2 separate regions of the Homo sapiens genome follow, and region 2 is linked to region 1. A link is an interaction called in ENCODE POLR2A ChIA-PET data of the cell type or tissue named here. Cell type or tissue: IMR-90. All regions are shown on one strand. Each heading gives the region's core, and the rest is flanking DNA. Links, peaks and the distances in the headings are about the cores only.

Region 1 (5,382 bases), core at 255-5,254:
GTAAATCAAGATAATCCCCTAGTTTTTATAACATATTTATTCTTAGTCAATTGCTACTTCTTTTATATTCAAAAATTAAGTATATTATTGGTGTTTAGATACAGAGGAAAAACGCTGAAAAAATTACTCCTTCTAAGACTAACTGTCCCCAGATACAATTCATGGTAAAAATAATCCCTTTCTCTTATATTCTACCTCTTACCTCATCTTGATTTTAATGCAAAGGAATTCGTGGGCATCCTTCAATACTTCTTTGCTTATTTGAAGTTTTCTTCCTCTAGCTTTAACTAAGATGTCTTTTTAAAATCCATTGGCTTTTTTTGCTGACTGTGACTCTTACTTTAAGCAGAGCATTGTTATTTTCAAATTCTAACCACAGACACAGAGAGAAGGTTTAAACCTGGCAAAATAATTGAAGTTAGATATTACTCTAATAGAAAATAAAACTTGAAATGACCAAGGAACCCTTTTTCCATTGCAGTAGATTGCCTCATAAGGCCCACAGTGAAAATAACAGATTTTTCAAAAATTGAGTCCTTCCTAGCAAAGTTCAACAAGTACATGCAAATGTACATCTGTGAAATAAATCAGCCACGGATGCGACACCTGGAAATGAGGTCAAACAGGAAGCCATTTGTTATCACAATAAATTATATCTGTAATCTATACAGACTCCCCTACCACTCAAAAGAATCTACTTAGGAATTTTAAAGACCCTAGTTCATTTGGAAAAAAAAAAAAGATGAAAGGTTAACTGGAATATAATCCTGATGAAACTAAAAGCTTTTGTATAATTTAAGGACAACCTATACATGCTTTTAAAATTTAACTTCCTTACATTTGTATATGATAATGAGACTGATTTTAGTCAGTGCCTGAATTAACCTACAGAAATAGCTAAACTATTTAAACTTCAGATTTTTAAAGCAGTATTGTGTTAAAATTGTCCTTAGAAACCTAATATCCTTCTTAATGGCCTATCTATTCTTAGGAACCAAAATGGACCAGGAAAAAGTGAATGTAAGTTTCTTTTCCTTTGAGAGTTTCTTATTCTTCTTACCATGACGGTGCCGATGGGAACTTACATCTTGTACATTCTTCTAAGTAGTAGATTCCGTAATGCAGTACTACTTGGGAGCTCTAAACAATTGACAGCCTCAGGAGCCAGTTGTACGTCAACATCTTTTGCCATGGCTTCTTTCAACTAAGTTTTTGGTCCCATCAACATGGTTGCGTTTTCTAAGCAGAAAATAAAACTACCAGCATCCAGGCCGGGTGTGATGGCTCACGCCTGTAATCCCAGCGCTACTGGAGGCCACGGCGAGTGGATCATTTGAGGCCAGGAGTTCAAGAACAGCCTGGCCAACATGGTAAAACCCCATCTCTACTAAAAATACAAAAAAATTAGCTGGGTGTGGTGATGCGTGCCTGTAATCCCAGCTACCAAGAGGCCGAGGCAGGAGAATTCCTTGAACCTGGGAGGCGAAAGTCACTGTGAGCCAAGATTGTGCCACTACACTCCAGCCTGGGTGACAGAGCGAGACTCTGTCTAAAAAAAAAAAAACTACCAGCATCCAAACACAAGAACGATAAGACGATAAGAATTAGAAAAACTCTAGATTCCTGTTAATTTCCTCCCCCCACCTCAATCTACTTTCTTTTTCAGCCGTAGTTCTACAGGGCTCCTCAGGCCACTGCCGCTGCCCACCTCCCGGCCCCCACAGGCCTGAAGTCAGAAGCCTGGAGAGCAAGGTGGGATAAAGCACTGCAGCTCAGAACAGGCTGTGAGCTGCGGCCCTGGCAGTCTCCACAGAGTGCAAGAAACTAGCTATGAAGTAAAATAGCTAGCTCTTGCTTGATGCATGTCAGAGCAAGACACTTGTATTAGTCCTAATACTAAACCTCAGCCAGATTAAATTTAAAAAGAGAAGTTAGAAGAAATTGTCCTCTCTTGGTGATGTTCCTTAATTCATCACCTTTAACATTGTACCAATATACAAAATAACTATATAAAAGCACCTTAAAATAAGAATTCCTTCACCAAACTATTCTACATAGAATTATGTATCTTATCTTATAAAAACATGGTCCTATATGAAATGAAGTAGAATGTATGCTTGAATATAAAAATTAAAGCTACTGTTCTCAAGTTAAAAGCAAATTTGGAAATAATATAATTACTACTTACTGTCAGAAATCTACCTTTTTGTTATATTGTACTTAAACTAAGTTATGACTCAAATGCCTTAGCCAACCTCATCTGTTTTCATTAAGAATGGAAGGGAGAATGCCAAGAAATGCATAAGACTGTATCTCATCATGATATCTTCTTAAAAAAATGAACTCAATACTTCTTTATGCGTGATAGTTCACTGCCTTATTTCTAGCTGTTATAAGCCAGTTACCCAGTTTACTAAGTTGATTATTCCAGAATTTGTCCAAGCAAAAAGTTAAGCTGATGAGTATTTCCAGGGTCATCATCCATTTCCCTTTTTGAAAGAAGGTTCTAAATATGCCCTTTTCCAGTCTTCAGGCACCTCATCAGTCCTCCACGAGGTCTCAAAAATGATATCTAGCGGCTCTGTGATGACTTCGGCCAATTCATTAAGTACTCTAGGATGCCAGCCATTGGGACCTGTGGATTTGAACATATCTGGGTTATTGAAGTTCTCCTTTACCCATTCTTCCCCTAGTCCATCATGGATTTCTGCTCCTATTTTTAAGTCATTCTTGTCCCTTTCTGCTTACCACATGGACTTTTGAAGAACAGCCCTAAGAGTTTTTGCTTGTTATCTATCAATTTTCTCTTTCAAGCTAATTAAAAAAGAATGCATTTTATCCTTGTCAAGCCTATATTTTGTTTAAAAAGGCCTACTTTATTTTCCTTTTATGTTCCTTCTAAGAGGTGGAAACTTAAAAAAAAATGGTTAGATAAAAATATACCTTGTAATAGTTTGCATTCCTAAGTCACATTACTCAGTACTACACGTTAGCAACGTTAGTACTAGAGCAATAGTCAATACATTGTGAGACATTCCAAAGGCGACCTATCTCATGCTGGAAGAGCACTTATCTTTTCAACTTGTAGCTGCAAGTGCTAGTTTGAAATGCATCTTCCAAAGTAAAAATGATTCACAGTCATATTTAATCATTATCATCTGTATGTATAAACAGTAACTTTTTCACATAGGCATGTAAAAACCATAGTTGCACGTGAGCTGGAAAGAGGTTAATTAAGTATTTCTTACAAAGCAGCAACCTAGTCGAATTCATTTGCTGTGTGGTCTTTGCCATCAAAGTTCTTGGGTTTATATTACACTAATTATCTCCAAGCTCTGATAGGTGTTGACAGTTTTAACCCCTTCATTGTCACAATGATCCCTCTGAAATTGAAAGGCAGCAGTAGATTACAGTGCACTGCCCATCTGTCATGGCTCTGCTGTGTGCCCACAATCCCTTGACAGATCTAGATGGACAAAGAAGAGGAAGAAAAGGAAAGTTGGAAGGAAGAAGGATGCCTGAGTCTTTCCTGGAAATTTTGTGCTGCTTAGATTCAACCGCTTGCTTATTGAATTGGAAAACTTTTGGAAAAGGTTAAATCAATTTTGTTCTCCTTTGTTTTGTTTTGTTTTCCTAGTCTCTATCTCTGCAACCTCTCCAAGCCTTGTAAGCTCCCAAAAAATAAAAATCATACTGCAGACATCATCAAGACTCTTTAAAAGAAGAATTCTGTACATTTCTCTAAGGTACAGCAATTTGTTTTAGCACCTGCCATTTTCACCCCTGCTCAAACAGCCACCTGCTGACGGCAATATGTTAGCTAATATGTCATTATTAATTAGTTTGGGTGACACCATCAGGCAATCACATCTAAATAGATGGTAAGTATTACTATCCAGGCTTACGAAGTTTCTTTCTCCAGAGAATCATCCTATTTTGCTGTAATACTAAGTAACGATATCCTACTACTATTTAATATATTCAAATAGTCGCCAAAATAAAGCCATATGCAACCCAATACCTCTATTAAACATCAGCTCTTGTTATAAACTGCGAAAAAGTAATCTTCAACCTATCTGAACAAACCAAGTTGTTGGGCTTTTGTGGGGAGGAAGGAGGAGTGAGGGAAAATTCCATAGAGAAGGGAAGTTACCTGAATATAAACAAGGTAACACTTTGGGTTTTATTTATTTATTTATTTTTTTTTGAGACGGAGTCTCGCTCTGTCTCCCAGGCTGGAGTGCAGTGGTGCGATCTCGGCTCACTGCAAGCTCCGCCTCCCGGGTTCACGCCATTCTCCTGCCTCAGCCTCCCGAATAGCTGGGACTACAGGCGCCCGCCACCAAGCCCGGCTAATTTTTTGTATTTTTAGTAGAGACGGAGTTTCACCGTGTTAGCCAGGATGGTCTTGATCTCCTGACCTCGTGATCCACCCGCCTCAGCCTCCCAAAGTGCTGGGATTACAGGCGTGAGCCACCACACCCGGCCAACACTTTGGTTTTTAATGCTCTAATAAATGAATACATAAAAAGGTGTTAACACCAAAAATTGCATTTACTATACAGTACAAGAAAACAAGCTATTTGTGTCAGAAAAAAAATCCAGGAAAATCCTTAGGTTATAGTGTTAGGGGTCACTCAGATGGCAACAAGACTACTTCCAAGAGAAGAAAAGGCCACAGAGGGAGTCCGCTTTTCTTGAAGACATTCTCATTATAATGCAAGATTCCATGTCTGCCCCATGTTCAACAGACTTCTGCCTGAAGTCAGAGACATGATGCTGCCTTCCTTCAAAGGTCACTTTGCTCTAGAAACATAGAAAAATAAAGAAAATGCCTTTGGACAGATTATCATTTAGCAAGTAAAGACACCCTGCCTATAAACCCATCTAACGGTGTGGACTATGAAGTCATTTCACAAATCTAGTGTCAAACTAACAGCCTCCAAAACCTCTCATGCCTCTGATTCCACAAAAACAAATCACATTCATTAAACAAGTCCAGCCTTGCAATCTGCTATTTTTCATTCACTGAGGGAGTAGGTGGGGGGCAGATGAACAGGATTTCCGCAATGGGTCATGGAGAGTTTCAAGATGTGAGAGCAGTCACAGAAAACAGTAATTAGTGGAGCATATGTTGCTTCATGACCATAGGAAACGTCAGTGATTTCCCTGTGCCGAATGCGCCGTCATTCTTTTCTGGCTGATCACATTGTGGCACTCCAGAGGCTGGTCTTGATAGATCTCACTCTTCAAGTGGAACAGAAATGAACGGTTTTAAAATTCTGACAAGCTTGAAGGAGGTAACTGCTGAAGACAACTATTACAGAGCTGTCCCCATACGTATCACACATTTCTCATATTTCATTTTCCCCCTTAATTATT
Region 2 (5,382 bases), core at 139-5,138, 57 kb before region 1:
ACTTAAATTTCAGTCTAATTGAAACATTCTAACTACCATCTACCACTTACCAATTCTTCATTTCTCTAATGTGCTCAGTCTTACTTAAATGTAATGGCTCTTTGAAATCTTAAGTTTTTTCAGATACATCAGGCATAATAGAGTCAGTTATGATGAGCAAAAACTTATTTTTCTGCAATATACTTTGTTTTTAGAAAGAACTGTTGCAAGTATCTGCTGGGTTATATTATTTCCTTCAATGAATGTGCTCTAACAAGAAAATACATCACGAAAATGGCAAAGATAATATCAGATTACTCAGTCTAGTCCTTCCTGTGTATGTCAGTGGGGTGGGAGGCAGAGCAAACTCCTCTTACAATGTTAGTGTAATATGTGTTACAATTCAAAGCACATGTCCTAAAATATGGATATACAATTTTTGTGTCAAAGTCCTTTGATAATCAAGTAGTGACTTGACTATTAATATTATTAACATTATTTGTCATATGGGGCTACTTATTTATTAAGAATCCCACTATGTGGGAGAAATTACTGGAAGAGAATAGCTAAATGGCTGATAAGAATAGCAGACAGGCTCTGGGGTGTCTGGGAGGCTCATGAGGACCCCTCTTGATCCTCCCTTTCCTCCCCCACAACACACAGCTGACAGGCTTATAAACTGTAATTTCACAATCCTAGAGAGCAAATTTAGCCAGGCTAGATGGTCTGTCCAAGAATGTGGGGTTAGAACTGATATGGTTGGGCTGTGTCCCCACCCAAATCTCACCTTGAATTGTAGCTTCCATAATTCCCATGTGTTGTGGGAGGGACCTGGTGGGAGGTAATTTAATCATGAGGGCTGTTTCCCCCATACTGTTCCCATGGTAGTGAATAAGTCTCACAAGGTCTGATGGTTTTATAAGGGGTTTCCCCTTTTGCTTAGATCTCATTCTCTCTTGCCTGCCACCACGTAAGATGTGCCTTTCACCTTCCGCCATGATTGTGAGGCCTCCCCATCCATGTGGAACTGTGAGTTCATTAAATCTCTTTTTCTTTATAAATTACCCTGTCTTGGGTATATCTTTATCAGAAGCATGAAAATGGACTAATACAAGAACCAAATAACATTTTGAGTCAGTCTCCTGAACCAGAGGTGCAGCTGGCCAGGCATCTTCCTGTCGCATGGCCTGAGAAAGGGAGAAAGCCCATTTTCACCAGGGATGAGTGACAGGAAATAGTTCCTGGTGGGCTGGACAGTCCCAGACTCTATCCCTTCCTGAGCCCCAGCTTCCTACACTTGGCTTCTAGAAGATATTCCTTGAGACTTAGTATAAATTCTGCTTTGGAGTGTAAGTCAGTTCAAGATACTTTCTGCTGCTGTGTTGAAAAGAACAGTACTAAGTACAGTTGGCCCTCCATATCCGTGGGTTTCACATCCCAGGATTCAACCTGCCATGGAAAGAAAATATTTTTTCAAAAAACCACAATAGAAAAATAAAAATGATACATATAAAAATAGAGTATAATGACTTTACATAGCATCTGCACTGTATTAAGTAGCATAAGTAATCTAGAGATGACAAAGTATACAGAAGGATTGTGTGGATTTATGGAAATACGATGCCATTGTATATCACAGACTTGAACATCCATCTGAGGATTTTGGTATCCACAGTGGGGGGTCCTGGAACCAATTCCTCACAGACACTGAGGGATGACTGTACCCTGCCTATCTTTGGGAATGTCAGGCTCCAGCTGGTGAGAGAGACTCTGAAGACAACCTAGGAAAGCAAGAAAGCACAGCCCAGGCAAAACTCTTCATCTTCTCTCTTCATCTACTGGCACCAGCACAATCACGTGTTCCTCCTCCCTTTTCACATTCCTGAGAATCATTTTATCCGTTCAGATATGTCTGGCTACAGGTAAGAAAATACTAACAGTCCAGATGCATCTGATCTCACTTAGCAGACAGGCTGAAGACACATGGCTCTCCAGTTGGTTCCAAGCTCAATAACATCAGAACTCTAGCTGGTTTGTCCATGATTCTCTTGGCCTCCCCTTCACGGTCCAAAAATGCCTGCCATGGCCCCAGGTATCATTATAGTACAAAACAGCACCCACAGAAGGGAGGGAGAGCAGGGAACAAAAGGCTGCTCCTCGGCAGCTCTCCTTTGGCAGAGAACCCCTAGCTGACTTATCCTTTTATCTGGCTTGTTGACCTGACCTGGGTCATATGTCTACTCCCAAATCATCACTAGCGAAGAAAAATGAATGGCCTTGACAGGCTCAGGCCAATCATGAGTCATTCTCTGGGATGGGGGATAGCTCTGTGTCAGCAAGAGAGAAGGAGGGATGGCTGTTGGATGGATTCCTGAAGTGGCTGCAGCTGTAAGCATCACCCAGTTACCAGGCTGAAGGCTCTGGCATCATCCCTGACTCTCCCTTTCTCCTGCTCCCATCTCCAACCTTGACTCATGCACTGGATTTCCTCCAATCAGAAGTCAAGCTCCATTGACTATCTTTCCAAAACACCTCCGGCATCTGTCCAACCTCATGATCTCACTGTCACTGTTTTATTTCACGTTTCATTATTTCATACTTCTAAAATTTCATAAGCTTTCTCCAAGGTCTTCTCATCTCCAGTCTCTCTCCCCCTTTAACTTGAGAAGTATGTAAAAGCATACAGGAAGCTTGGCTCTGATTACATCATTCTGCTCTAACTTCAGAGTAAAATTCAAGTGATTAGCCCGACACGTAAGACCCTCTGTGATGATGCTCCAACCCACCTTTATGATTGCCTATTTGCAATTTGCTATATTCCAAATTTTTCCCTACATGCGCGCGCATGTGCGCGCGCGCACACACACACACACACACACACACACAGAGGCACATACACAGTCATACACACACAAACATACACTCACATACACAAACACACAAGAGCCACGGTTCTTTCTTCTAACTTTGTCTCCCTTCTAACTATTCCTCAAACACAGTCCCAACATCCAAATTGACCCCCTCTTTAAGAAGATGTTCTGATCAGCTCCACTTGGGGACACACATAGGACATGAAGCTCTTTGTACAGCCCCTGAGGTAAGCCTCCAAGCCAGCCACGTCCTTCCAGCAGAGGCGATGGCTACTTAATTCACCTGCCTTCAACTCCCAGCACACCAGTGAGAAAGCTCTTCTTTGGGGAACACAGTATCCTTCACGAAATCACTCCGGGTCCTTCTAGAAGTGTTTTCTCCCTCTGTAATATATCTTATGGCTCTTATGGCATTTACTTCTTCTACCTTGAAGCAGAATTAGGTATACCTGTGGCTTATCTCCTTCACTGCTGTAAATTCTTTGAAGGCAGAATTTCTGCCCAGGCTTTGCACATAATTGGTGCACAATAAATACAGGTTACAGGCATAGAAATGCGAATCAAATGCTGTGAACTGTGCCCTTCATTGTGAGAGCAGCGCTAAATAGAGAAGTGATCAAAGCTGGCTGGGTAAGGGGTCGTACGGGAGTAAGGCTGGGGCCAGAATCTGTGAGCAGAAGAGACAAGAATCATCCCATGGATGGGGAGAAGCACAAGAAGAAAATGAGCAAGGGCGCTGTGCAGGCCAGTGCTCAGAGCTGCAGAAGTGGCGTGGAGAGTGGGTGGTGGATGGAGGAAGAGAAGCTCGAGGAAAGGAAGGATGGAACGCACGGGGCTTCCCTAAGCAGGGGAAGGGCACTGTGATGCCAAGAACAGTGTCATTGCTCATTCCCACAAGGGCTACACGTGGCTCCGGGGACCAAACAACAACATTCAACTTATTTTGATTAAAAACATTATATTTCACGTAGAAGCCTTAACAATTCAAATGGTAATAATGTATCACTAAGTCATTAACCATAAAAGAAGGCAGCTGAAGCTTCCTGCTGTCTCTTAGGATTCCACTAGACCCTCTGCAGTGACTCCATCAGGGACAGCCAGCAGGGCCTTGGAGAACTCTCAGGACTGGGTATCAGCCTTTGAGGAGTTATCATCAAGTAGGTGGCCTCCCCCTTGTCAGGCAGTAGGCTCCACTTTGTGATGGCCTCTCCAGACACAGGGTAACCATGATGATGGTCCACCCTCTCTTGCAGCCAACAGTTATCTGTAGGCCCTGATACTGCTAACACCTTTCCCCTGACTGGTCTGTTTCCAAAGAATTTCTGAAGGGGCCAGCTCTTCCTCACTCTTAGAAATAACAGAAAAGCAGAAATAGCACAATTTTCCTTCTTCAATTCTATTTATTTAGAGACAGATAACAAGGATCTCTTCCTGGATTAATTTGTGACCTTAGGACTATCAAGGAATATCTTTACTTAAACGTATCCTCACAAGTATCCACATATCTGCCTCATGAGTATCTGCGTATCTGCCTCATGAGTATCTGCATATCTGCCATGGATCTTATACAAACTCGGGAAGTTTTTCTCAAGATTAAGGTGTGTACTTCTTTTCTGCAGGAATATGAAAAGTAAATAACCCAATGCATTTCTATGTTTTTATCTTGGCCGCTAGGAAGTTCAGCTATAAATGCAGAATTCATGTCAATAATTCATTTCAAATACATGGTGATTTCTATTTTTTCTCATTTTAGATGTCTTGCTTCATACTTAAAAAAAATAAGATTGTGAAAGATGTCTTGTGCACGTCACGGCCCTGCCCACAGCATAAAAACATACAGGGGTGAGGGAGATGAGCAAGACAGCCAGCTTTTCACAAGAGCAGGAAAGGCCGGGTGCTGCGGCTCACGCCTGTGATCACACAGCTTTGGGAGGCAGAGGAGGAAGGACTGCTTAAGGCCAGGAGTTCCAGGCCAGTCTGAGCAACATAGCAAGATCCTGGAAGGATAGCTCCCATTTTTGCTATGTTTTTGCAAAGAATTCCAACTTCCTCATAAGACACATCCTCTTTAAAAGATGAAGTAACTTAGAAATGTTGACAAAACATTGATTCAGGAATATAGTACTTTGAAGAGATGAATCTCCTAAGTAGAAAGGTGTTGTTCAGATGACTTCGTAAAAAGGGGAAAGGTCACAGGAACAAACTTGGGTGGTTTCTTTAAATATCCTCGCTGAGCTCATGAGGCAGTCAGGTGCCCTAAGGGGCAAGCTTCACATTGGTCAGGGGAGGGACTGAAGCTCTCCAGACTGACTAGATAATGGGCTCCCGCCAAGGACTGGGTGTTAGTGGTACTCTCCGTCTCCTCACAACACGGTTACACAGAGGTGACAGTCACCCTGCGTTTCTGATCTTACCTTGCTCTATCTGTTCTGTTTCTCATCACTTACTTTATTTGACCTCCTATATCTTCACCACTGGCTGCAAAGTACTCTTGTAGGACCAGCCTACTTCCCAGAGATGCCCCAGGCTCCAA

The links. Peaks named below come from ENCODE experiments on the same cell type or tissue, not always from the same donor. Only the 100,000 strongest peaks of a DNase experiment are listed, where the experiment ranks them.
Region 2: POLR2A ChIA-PET joins it to region 1 with 5 read pairs; 3 of 35 experiments call an interaction of 5 or more read pairs at or near these places.

What each region holds. Positions count from the first base shown.
Region 1 is chr6:147,561,647-147,567,028 of GRCh38, reverse strand. It overlaps SAMD5 (sterile alpha motif domain containing 5), which reads right to left. Exons shown (of 2, transcript NM_001030060.3): 2 at 1-2,635. The coding sequence ends at 2,573. Among named protein-coding and RNA genes, the nearest start is that of SAMD5, 56 kb to the right of the region's middle. In IMR-90, for the core only: no CTCF peak of the experiment used is centred there; a DNase peak (open chromatin) is centred at 2,278.
Region 2 is chr6:147,618,446-147,623,827 of GRCh38, reverse strand. It overlaps a transcript of SAMD5 not described here. Among named protein-coding and RNA genes, the nearest start is that of SAMD5, 110 kb to the right of the region's middle. In IMR-90, for the core only: no CTCF peak of the experiment used is centred there; a DNase peak (open chromatin) is centred at 2,397.